Linked DNA regions of Homo sapiens: region 2 is linked to region 1. Evidence: chromatin contacts called from ENCODE Hi-C or POLR2A ChIA-PET data. All regions are on one chromosome and are shown on one strand. The core of a region is the stretch at or near the end of the contact, and the rest is flanking DNA. Distances in the headings are between cores, read along the strand shown. Region 1 overlaps VCAN (versican). Region 2 holds the start of VCAN-AS1 (VCAN antisense RNA 1).

What was found. Hi-C counts contacts between places; a loop is a spot of excess contacts on that map. ChIA-PET counts read pairs that join two places held with the same protein, here RNA polymerase II (POLR2A). Pooled maps may share reads with other maps.
Region 2: a loop to region 1 is called in a map of CD14-positive monocyte, with 2.7 times the contacts of the local background. The contact joins the promoter of VCAN-AS1 here to the enhancer-like site in region 1. A Hi-C loop is called at or near these places in 4 of 168 maps with a recorded cell type or tissue (CD14-positive monocyte, Caco-2, PC-3 and 1 more) and 1 of 50 pooled maps. POLR2A ChIA-PET finds 5 or more read pairs at or near these places in 1 of 52 experiments (HEK293).

Annotation. Positions count from the first base shown.
Region 1 is chr5:83,506,637-83,511,728 of GRCh38, forward strand. The region is part of intron 5 of VCAN (versican); the gene reads left to right. Among named protein-coding and RNA genes, the nearest start is that of VCAN, 37 kb to the left of the region's middle. Within about 2 kb of position 3,120, at least 4 of the 41 ENCODE cell types and tissues checked have a DNase peak (open chromatin) inside an H3K27ac peak, as active enhancers do.
Region 2 is chr5:83,560,164-83,565,255 of GRCh38, forward strand. It overlaps VCAN-AS1 (VCAN antisense RNA 1), which reads right to left and starts at 2,151. Exons shown (of 3, transcript NR_136215.1): 1 at 1,868-2,151. All of the region lies in intron 12 of VCAN (versican), which reads left to right. LOC124901021 (a long non-coding RNA gene) reads left to right here and starts at 2,052. Exons shown (of 2, transcript XR_007058847.1): 1 at 2,052-3,269.

The sequences.
Region 1 (5,092 bases), core at 1,870-4,369:
CCCAGTTCCAACATTGCTTCCACATTTTCGGGTATCTTTTCAGCAACACCCCACTGTACTGGTACCAATTTACTGTATTAGTTTATTTTCACACTGCTGATAAAGGCATACCCGAGACTGAGAAGAAAAAGAGGTTTAATTGGACTTATATTTCCACATGGTTGGGGAGGCCTCAGAATCTTGGCGAGAGGTGAAAGGCACTTCTTACATGGCAGCGGCAAGAGAAAATGAGGAAGAAGCAAAAGCAGAAAGCCCCTGATAAACCCATGAGATCTTTTGAGACTTATTAACTATCATGAGAATAGCACGGGGAAGACTGGCCCCCATTATTCAAGTACCTTCCCGTGGGTCCCTTCCACAACACATGGGAATTTTGGGAGATACAATTCAAGCTGAGATTTGGGTGGGGACACAGCCAAATCATATCACTTGACATTTTATTTACTGTTTTCAATTAGAGAAAAATAAAACATTTTCTCATGGATAGGTAACATTTAGAAACATGTTCCAAATCTGTGCTCTAATTACAACTTTGATAATTGTCCTATCAATTTAGCTGCTTTGATGAGGCTACTCCTGGAACTTATTAACAGGCTTCTTGTCAAACTACAAAAAAGATGCTTGTTTTCCAGGAAAGCAACTATCCGTTAAATCTAAGAATACATTAAATTGTTCAGGTACAAGTATCCAGGAGCAGAGATAGAACACAACTTTGTTCTATGCTACTAAAATAGTCATTTTCTCTCACTGAAGGCTGTGCATTCCCTGTCTAACTCTAAAGGTTGTACTGTGATTAAAAACTCAGAAAGAACTTTTATTATTCACATCAGAGATAAAAAGGTGGCTTTATGATACCCTCTGGGTAGGAGCTTACACAGTTGGGCCAATTAAATCATGTTGAGAGAGAGCAACTAAGCAAACGTGCCTATTTGATTTGCTTGATTTCCCATGTTTGCTGTGATCAGTGGCTTTCTCTTTTGTCTGTTCCTTGGATTCCTGATTTGGCTTTGCCTCTAGGCATTAGATGTTATCTTTGGAGGCATCCTTCTATGAGCATTCATTTTTGGACCAAGCCTGGATTTACAATTCTATTACTGGCCCAGACTTCATTTCTATCCAATTTCATTCCACTGTGCTATAGTTTACAACATATAATTTGACTTATAAATAATTCCTGACTATGGGTTTAAAGACTGAAAATGGATCAATAGAAACTTTGAAAATGTTAACATCTTGATTGCTTTTCTCAGTGTAGAAATGGACAATGTTTAGCTTAAAAACTGCATGTTTTTAATGAGATACGGGGTTGAAAGACTTATTCCTGGAATTTATTGTTCTGGAGAAAGCCTGTTGCTATCTGCCATACCTTGGTTTACTTTGTGCAAAATGAGCTTCTTTTTAAGTAATGAGCTCTTTCCATGTTCAGCTTAAATTGCTGTCTTAGACACTTCATCAGGGTTCCCTGCTCTGCCTCATTCCCCTTTTTGCTCACTTGCAGCCTTTGACATAATCCTGGGAGGCAATTGGCATCATACATATTTTGCTTTGTAATCTCCTGCTTTGATTCTGACTGGGTACCCAGTCTGCTCACTTTGCTTCTATCTTAAACAGGTTGACACATACCAGAAACTTAGTACTAAGTTATGTGTGTTGTAAGTTAATTGAGAGTCCTCTTCTTGATTAAAATATAGGTCTTTAGAACAGTGTTTTCCAAAATATTCCACAAAACAAATTTATGTACAGATGTCCCTGCCTTAATAATAGAGGGTTGATACATGGAAAGGACAGAAGTTTGGACATTTAACTTATCACGTTTGGTATAGATTGGGTGTTAGTTATAAGAGATTAAAGACATACTCAATTCTATAGTGTAAATGCTTCACTATATCATTAGGTTTTTGAGGTGAGCAAGGAAATGTTCACACTAAACAATTATGATTTAGGAAGGCTTAAATAGTTATTTTTTAGAACAGAATTTAAGTCACTTTTTTCCTTTTCTCATTATTCTGAAATAAAGTAATTATTGCTGAATAAAATAACTGACTGCACGTTATCTTAACAGATTAATTCTTTTAATCCTCACCTTAAAGTAAACTCAATTGATTCTGGTTAAATCTTCCTTTTTTTCATCTGAATTACAAGAAACCCAATGGTAATGTTTCTTGCAATATGTTTTATAAAAATTTTATTTGGAAAGTTTGAAAAATTTCTACACATAATTGAAAAGGATAAGTTGGGCACAGTGGTGCCTGCGTGTAGTCCCAGCTACTCAGGAAGCTGAGGCAAGGAGGATTGCTGGAGGCAAGGAAGTTGAGGACAGAGTGTGCTATGATCATGCCTGTGAATAGCCACTGCACTCCTGCCTGGACAATTTAGCAAGACTCTATCTTTTTTGAAAAGAAAGAAAGAAAGAAAGAGAAAGAAAGAAAAGAAAGAAAGAAAGAAAGAGAAAGAAAGAAGGAAGGAAGGAAGGAAAGAAAGAAAGAAAGAAATGGCATTAGGGATAACAGAATTTAATCAAAGTAGTAAAATGATCATTCTATGGGTATCAAACAAATAAATGAATATCGTATACTTCAAACAAGTGAGTTAAATAATTGATAGTCTGATATAAAGTCAGATTTAACAAGAGTTTCTACATGAAAAGTTCTATAAGTAGGTCTGAACTGATTAACTACTACTAAGAGAATTCTCTTTGTAACAGGCCAGCACCTACTGAAGCCTTTCTTTCTTTTAATACTGCAAACATGTTTGCTGTTTAAAATAGGGAAACCAGCTACCCATGAAATCATGCTGCCATTTTTTCCTCATTAGCCCTTTGGTCTGGTCTTCCTTGGAGAAGTTGATGTTCCTCAATAGATAGACTAACAGTGCAGTTGGAGAAGCAGAGTTTTACTCAATTAATTATATTTCTTTGCCCTTCCGTGGTTGGCTGATAACACTTGTTACTTAAGAGGAATGGTAGTTTCGCCTTAAGGTAGGAGTATCTCAGGAAATGCAGGAAACTAAGGCAACACAACTAATATTCCAGCTGTAATAACAAGTCCAAGGGTTCTACCTCTCAGGGAAAACTGTTGGCACGCTGCCTTCTTTACACTTGCAGCCCTTTCAGGCCTCAGGCAAGTGTTATTCTGAGGTGAAGGAGGCTGTTCAGGATGACGTAATTTCTCTGTCTGCCTTTCTCCATGTTGCTTTGAGCCAAGTCTATTGTGAGATAAAATGCCTGTTTCAGGCAGCAGCCATCTCTCCAAAGCTTTGTAGCAGAGTTAGCTTTATTTAATGTGCTGTTGGGAAGGATAGGGGGAAAAAAGAGACCTAGCTTCTTAATAAGAACTTGAAGTGCCATTCATTTAACAAATCTTATTGAATACATACTATGTAACTGGCCCTGTGACCCTTATGCTTTTAAAATTTATTAGGAAGGGAGACGTTGTGAGAGCCGGGAGGGGAACTTTTTCTTAGAGTGTATTGTTGTATTTGAGATTACTGTCTTTTGCCAGACTAGATAATTAAGAATAAAAAGCTATGTACACCTCTACCACTTCTTTCAGTCAGGTGAAAGTAATTTCTCTCTCCCTTCTTCAAATAGCTCTCATTGAAATTTGGCCTACTTTCCTCAATAGCAATTTTAGATATATAGTGAGAAAAGCCGATATGTGTGCTTTGGCCATTTTCCCCATGACTAATTTTTCTTGTTTTATAGTGCTATCACCCACTCAGAGAAAGTAATAGCACTATTCATTTTAAACAATTGCTTGATACATCTGGATTTAGTCAGGTGAAGATCCAAATCATGACAGCTCTTTGGATCCCAGTTGTCTAATATATCATAGAATCAGAGATCAGCTTCAGTGAGATGGAAACAGTACTCTCAGCTACAATAGTGGGCTATCAACATTTTAACTTTCTGTTTCAGTTTTCATTTCTCCTCCTGACTGTGATATTGGCTTAGGTATTCTATAATTCTGCTTCTGTCTTTGGTTACTTTTGCTCACATGTGAAAAACATAATTTAATTTGTGTGGAATTTATTTCAGCAAACTGTTATGTTAGTTAGCTAAGTAAAATTCCAACTTAACAAACTCTGAAGTTTCCAGAATCTTTCATTGTAACATGTTAAATGATAATGAATATACCCTCTGCTAATTAGACTTGGTAATAAACAAAGCAACTGTCCAGCCTTTTCTTGTTAATCAATCAGCAAATTAAAAAACCTCTTTAACCAATCTCACCACTTTGGGAGGCCGAGGCGGGTGGATCACGAGGTCAGGAGTTTGAGGCCAGCCTGGCCAACATGGCAAAACCCCGTCTCCACTAAAAATACAAAAATTAGCTGGGCGTGGTGGCAGGTGCCTGTAATCCCAGCTACTTGGGAGGCTGAGGCAGGAGAATCGCTTGAACCCGGGAGGTGTAGGTTGCAGTGAGCCCAGATCGTGCCACTGCACTGCAGCCTGGGCTACTGAGCCTCCATCTGGGGCCCGAGTGAGTGGGGTGTTGGGGGAGTCTTTCTCTCTTTTTTTTTTCGAGACGGAGTCTCGCTGTGTCGCCCAGGCTGGAGTGTGGTGGTGCAATCTCAGCTCACTGCAACCTCTGCCTCCCGGGTTCAAGCGATTCTCCTAAAAAAAAAAGAAGTCTCTTGAACCTAGTTAAAGCCCCTACTAGCACTTGGGGTGTCTTTGTAAGAATTAGCAAAAAGTGCTCCCTCTGCACAGAGCAAGTAAAACAAAGGCTTTATCCAAAGAGGCTGGAGTTCCTTTGGCTGGCTGAGTGGGAGGCGACCTAGGCCTTCCCTACACACTGGGCCTGGTGCTCCTGTGCAGGCCGCGACCTTCGTAACCATCATGGCAGCCCTGTGCCTGATACGGGAAGGCAGGAAGTAGAATTCTGTACCACTTCTGAGCCCTTCCCATCTTCACATTTCTGGAGGTTTTCTTATTTTTTTTTTTTTTTATTTAATGGCGTTAATCCACTTTGTCGGTAGTTATAAATGAGAAGGAAGGCCAGAGAATTACTATTTGATTTTAGGATAAACAAAGTGGAATAACCGTGGTGGCAGTTCAATGCAAGGTTTCCCTTCCAATATGCAATGTTAG
Region 2 (5,092 bases), core at 901-3,400, 53 kb after region 1:
ATTAAAAATGGAAAGTAAACTTTCAACCTCTGCCACCCCTGCAGGTTTGAGTTATATCAGGGCAGGTTTTCCATGAAACTTTAAGAAACCAACAATTACTCAAAACTTTGGAGGAGGATTTTTTTTTCCAGATAGGCACATATTCCGTAGGTATACTTTCTGAAGAAAAATGAGTTTTAGAAACCTTATTATTTATATCCAAAATGGAGTGAAACAAACAAAAGGAAATATCACTCCCAAATATTATCAGCTCATTTTACTTTTTATAGATGCTTTGGCTAAGGGTGATTTGGTTGCATAAGGTGGGATAGGGCTTCATTTGTAAATCCACTATCTGAGGCTGTTTATTCAAGTGCAGAGGAAGCCAGACAGGCAGGGAACGTTATGGAATCATTTATATTTATCTGTCAGTATACCTCCTGGCAAAATGATTTTCACAACACTGTTTTCAACTAAAGACTATAGTGTCTATGGGACAGCCCAATTAAGGAGCTATCAGAAACTCTTACATGCTTTCATCATACTGTTCTGTCTGACAAACCTCTCCAACAAGTGGTTTAAAATCAAATTGTGGAGCTCAGAGATTTAAAGCTGTCATATTGCTTCCTTCTCTCTTGGACCCTCTGGAGTAAGATTCTCACGAGGCGATTCTCTGGGCTCCACATTGTTCCTTTCTTCAATGATTCCCCCCAGCACCATCAAAGCTGACCCTTCCCCACTGGACACTGGTGTCTTCAGTGGATCAGACGCATTTACTTCAAAGGGAACCATCACTTTAGATGGCCATGTATAGAGGCCGAGGACTGAATAAAACTGACATTGCCATTCCATTTTTAAAATATTGGGGAGTTTTTGGAATATTTAGTTTGTTCTGCAGAAAAAGCCCTGACTTTATTCCTAAACATTTTAAAAAACATTTTCTGCATCTCCTTCACTTTTTTTACTTCTGTCATCTCTACATTGTCAGGACTCAAATGTCACACCCCGTGAGGCTGCTGGCTTCCCTGCTTCCTGGGAAATTATCACAGCTTCCTTCTTCTCACTTTCCATTCTACAGTTGGGAGAAAACAGAGAGACTTTCTCTCTTCTACATTTGTCCAAATCTGGTCAGGAAGTTCTAGAACAAGTTACTAAATCACAGATTCATAAATATCTTATTTTCTAGCTCTAACCAACTCATCTTGCTATGATAGTTGTGATATAAACTAAAAAAAAAACTAATTGATAGGACAATTAGTACAATTAATTGTACAATTAACCTTCATTACTTAAATTCTTCTTAAAAATATTTCTGGAAGATAACTCAATTTTGCATTTTGTTTTTCATTTTGGTAAGCATAGTTCAGCTTTGGCAACTTAATACCTACAATTTCCAACACCCACTTGTCCCCCTTCACCAGTTGATTCGAGTTGATGCACAAGAATGTCCAGATGTGTGGATTTGACTTTAAATCCAGAGGCTCCTTCTTCTTCTTTCATAAATAAACACATCAGTCTGTCAAGCAAAGTATTGTGAGAAAAGCCAGCTTTGAAAAAGGTAGAAACAATAAAGAAATAGCCCTTACCCAGGAAGAGACACTTAAAAGGGGCAGAAAAAATGGAGTAACAAATCACGGACCATAAACCATTATTGTTTTTCTGCAGCAATGTATCATTATTACCCTTTCATAAACACAAAGGTTCTTATTCCCCTTCCTCTCCCAGATGTCTTGGACATTGAAAAGAGAATACGGAGTATTCATTAATTCCAGTGCTTTCTAAGCTTGTTGTAGATTTCTGCTCATTTGAAAGGATTTCACATGATTTGACAGAAAAACAATGCAAAACACAATCCCCACAACAAAAATTTAAGTTTTCCTTTTCCTACCTGAAGATCTTAGAAGACTTTCTATACAACATTTGCAGATGGATGTATGTCAGCTGTGATGTGGCATTAGCTCTAAGTCAAATACCATTTCTCTGTGAACAAGTCACACTGCATATCAACATTAATTTAATTATGTTAAACTTCACAGGCTTTATTGTATTAATCCAAAAGCCAAGGAAAACATGCTCTTTTCTCATTCTTTAACACATTACTCATGAGTGGAAGAATTCTCAGATTCCCTTCTGTGAAAGACTACTGAGTTCTTAATGAAAATTTTGACTTGTGTTGTAGTTTAATTTGATTTGGAATCAAGAACTGATTCTTCTGATTCTAAATGTGAGATATTATGAGTCATAGAGTAGTTCTAGAACGCAACTCTGCTCTCTGCCTTGTCTTTCAGTTCAGATAGCTAGTGGTGGGTTGAACAGCTGGAAGAACCATATTTACTCACTACTGGAAAATCATTTTATAATTGACAAGATTATTATAAAGAATAAGAAAAGGAGATTTAGTGCAGTAGCATCTCACAGATGCTTTTCCAACAGTCTTCTGTGCAACTTTAAAATCTCATGCAGATATTTAAATCTAATTGCTAATTAGTTTAAGGCAATGCATAACCATGGAAAAGGCCAAAAAAAAAAAATATATTGAATGAGCTTTGGCAGTCTCTCCTTACATTTGGATCGTCAGCCCTTCATGACTGGAGACCTGTGCAAATAAGCTTGGGGTAAAGGAGCCTACTGGCACCATTCATTCTATGGATTAAATGCAAGTTGCTCTCTGGGCCTCTGCCTGAGGCCCCCTCTCTCACAGTGGTCTCACAGTGCGAGTAACTCACATCCTTCTGAAAATGCTGTTGATAATTGCTGCTTTGTAGGGCAGTGAGCTCACACTATTACACAAGATTAGTGCTGTTCTCAAGAGCTGGCCAGATTGTCTTTCCCGCACAGAGGTTTGCCAGCTAGGAAAATAATGGGCATATTGCCACTTTAACAACTATCAGGAGACCCCAAGTTAGTTTTTCTTCCCTTCAGCATATTCATGTTTGTAGGATCCAACTCCAGGCTGCCAGCATAGGGTAGTGACACCAAAACAAACGTCTCTTTCTCCTTTAAAACAAAGCTGCTCTTTTCTTTTCAGTTGTCGGTCAACGAATTACCCTGTTCAACTAAAAGACAGCAGCAAAACCATAACCTCCCTTAAAACATAAATAAAGAAGGACCCAGACTAGACTAACCTTAAGCAAGTACAAGGATCAGAAGAAGGTTTATCTTTACCTTGCAGGGAAGTCATTTGCCCCTAACAAACAAGACAAAGTTAAATGCACCACTCCCCCTCCAGACTGCAAACAAATGCCTATTGTGTACACCAGCCATCTAGGGATAAAAAAGTCATTTTAAAGGTACCAAATGTTTTGATTTCTGTAATAAGTAGTCCTCATAGCCTCTTTTCAGATAACCATTTGACCTGTGTTCTGAAAGGCTGAGGCTAACCCCAAGTGGTTATTCTGTTTGTTATTTAGTGAAAAGATGGTTTCTTATCGGCATATGTTTCAAACAGGTACCTGTCCTCTTGGGAAAGTGTTTTCTGTTTGGAATTTGCTTTCCTACTTCGGTGGTTATCTGCTTGCCCTTGGTATCCAGTGCGTTTGGATTGAATTTTGTAGCTCTGGGAGTACAGCAGTGGCAATATGGGCCCCAGGTGATGAAAAGAGTTTGCGCACAAAGAAGTCAGCTCTTACTGCAGGTGTCATGTTTTCATAGCTAATCTAGATAAATTTTTACGGAAAAACAAACTAACTGTGACTCACGCTGCAGACATTGCATTTGTGTGCTTAGGTGTTTATCTATGATCTGACCTCTCCTAAGGATTTTAGGTGGATGTTGCACATTTGGCTTTGGTTCTGATGCAATTTCACCATTGATGTAAATCATCGGATAATTTTAAAAGACAGAGTGGAAAAGAAGAAACTACCGTAGGTGAACATTTTAGACAGAAAGAAAATTCAGATTATGGATAGAATGGCTTGCAACAGAATAGAATGCAGTCAGGTTGGTAAATACTGGTTCACCGAGGTCTGTCTTCTTGCAAAGTGTTCTCTTTGTGTTTTCACTCACAAAACTGAGAGAACATATCCCAGACAATCTTTTATTTTTTATTTTTATTTTTTTATTTTTGCCACATGGAGTACATAATTACGATTTTGGGGGACATATTCCAAGTTCTCTTTTGTTAAGTGGTGTAGCCGTTAATTCATAATGTAAGAATGGATATATATCACCACCTAGTGGTCGTATTGTATTTTGTGTTTCAAAACCACATTCACAGAACTACACCCAGATACACACAAGAATAATACTATCTGTAAATCAAGTTCCTGTAGTTTTGAATAGTTTCTTAATTCTAGTATAAATTGCATGATACTGTGATCCTGAAAGTTAAATGTGAAATGAGAGGATTTTTCAAATGCAGCATGAAGCTAACACATGTAGTCAAATACTTAGTAAAATCCTAGCAACTAAGGCAAATATTAGGACCTATCTGTCCTGTGTTTTCACTTTATACACAATAGTAGAACGCTGGAGAAAGTTTTCTTTGGCTAGTTTCCTTGGGAGGTGAACAGAGAGGGCTTTTGCAGGGTTTTTTAGATGTTTTTTTTTTTTTCACTGTGAACTAAATTAGCAATGTTTGGAGGAAAACAGAGTAAGTGAAGAGCAGTGACTGAACCGTTCAAGAGAAAAACTCCCAAATTATAGTTTGAAGTTCAGTAAGTTCTCCCAACAATTAAAATAATGTATTGTGAATGGCTTGACTACACACATGTCAAGAATGGTTTTTCTCAAAGGGATGTGCTTGGCAAAATTCATAAAATCTATAAAACATCATCTTTAATTGGCCATTTAAGGTAATCTAAACTATGGCGAATTTTAAAAAACAAAAGGTGACTGCACCTAAGCTGAAAAATTATAGATAATATATGGATAGATAGAGAGAGAGAGTTGGAAAGTAGGCCCTTGGCAGTTACAGATTCAAGATTTGCCGCCCCAGTTATACATGAGATCCTGAAGGTCTGCAGTATGAAAACATTTGTACTTTTTGCTCAGGCACAAATTTGAACTGTACCCAATGACTGGCTAGTGTGTAAAAACTCTCAGTGAGCTCTCAAGTCTGTGTATTGGACAGCTCAGTTTTCCCATCACAAGAAGTAGGTTGCTGTCTACTCTG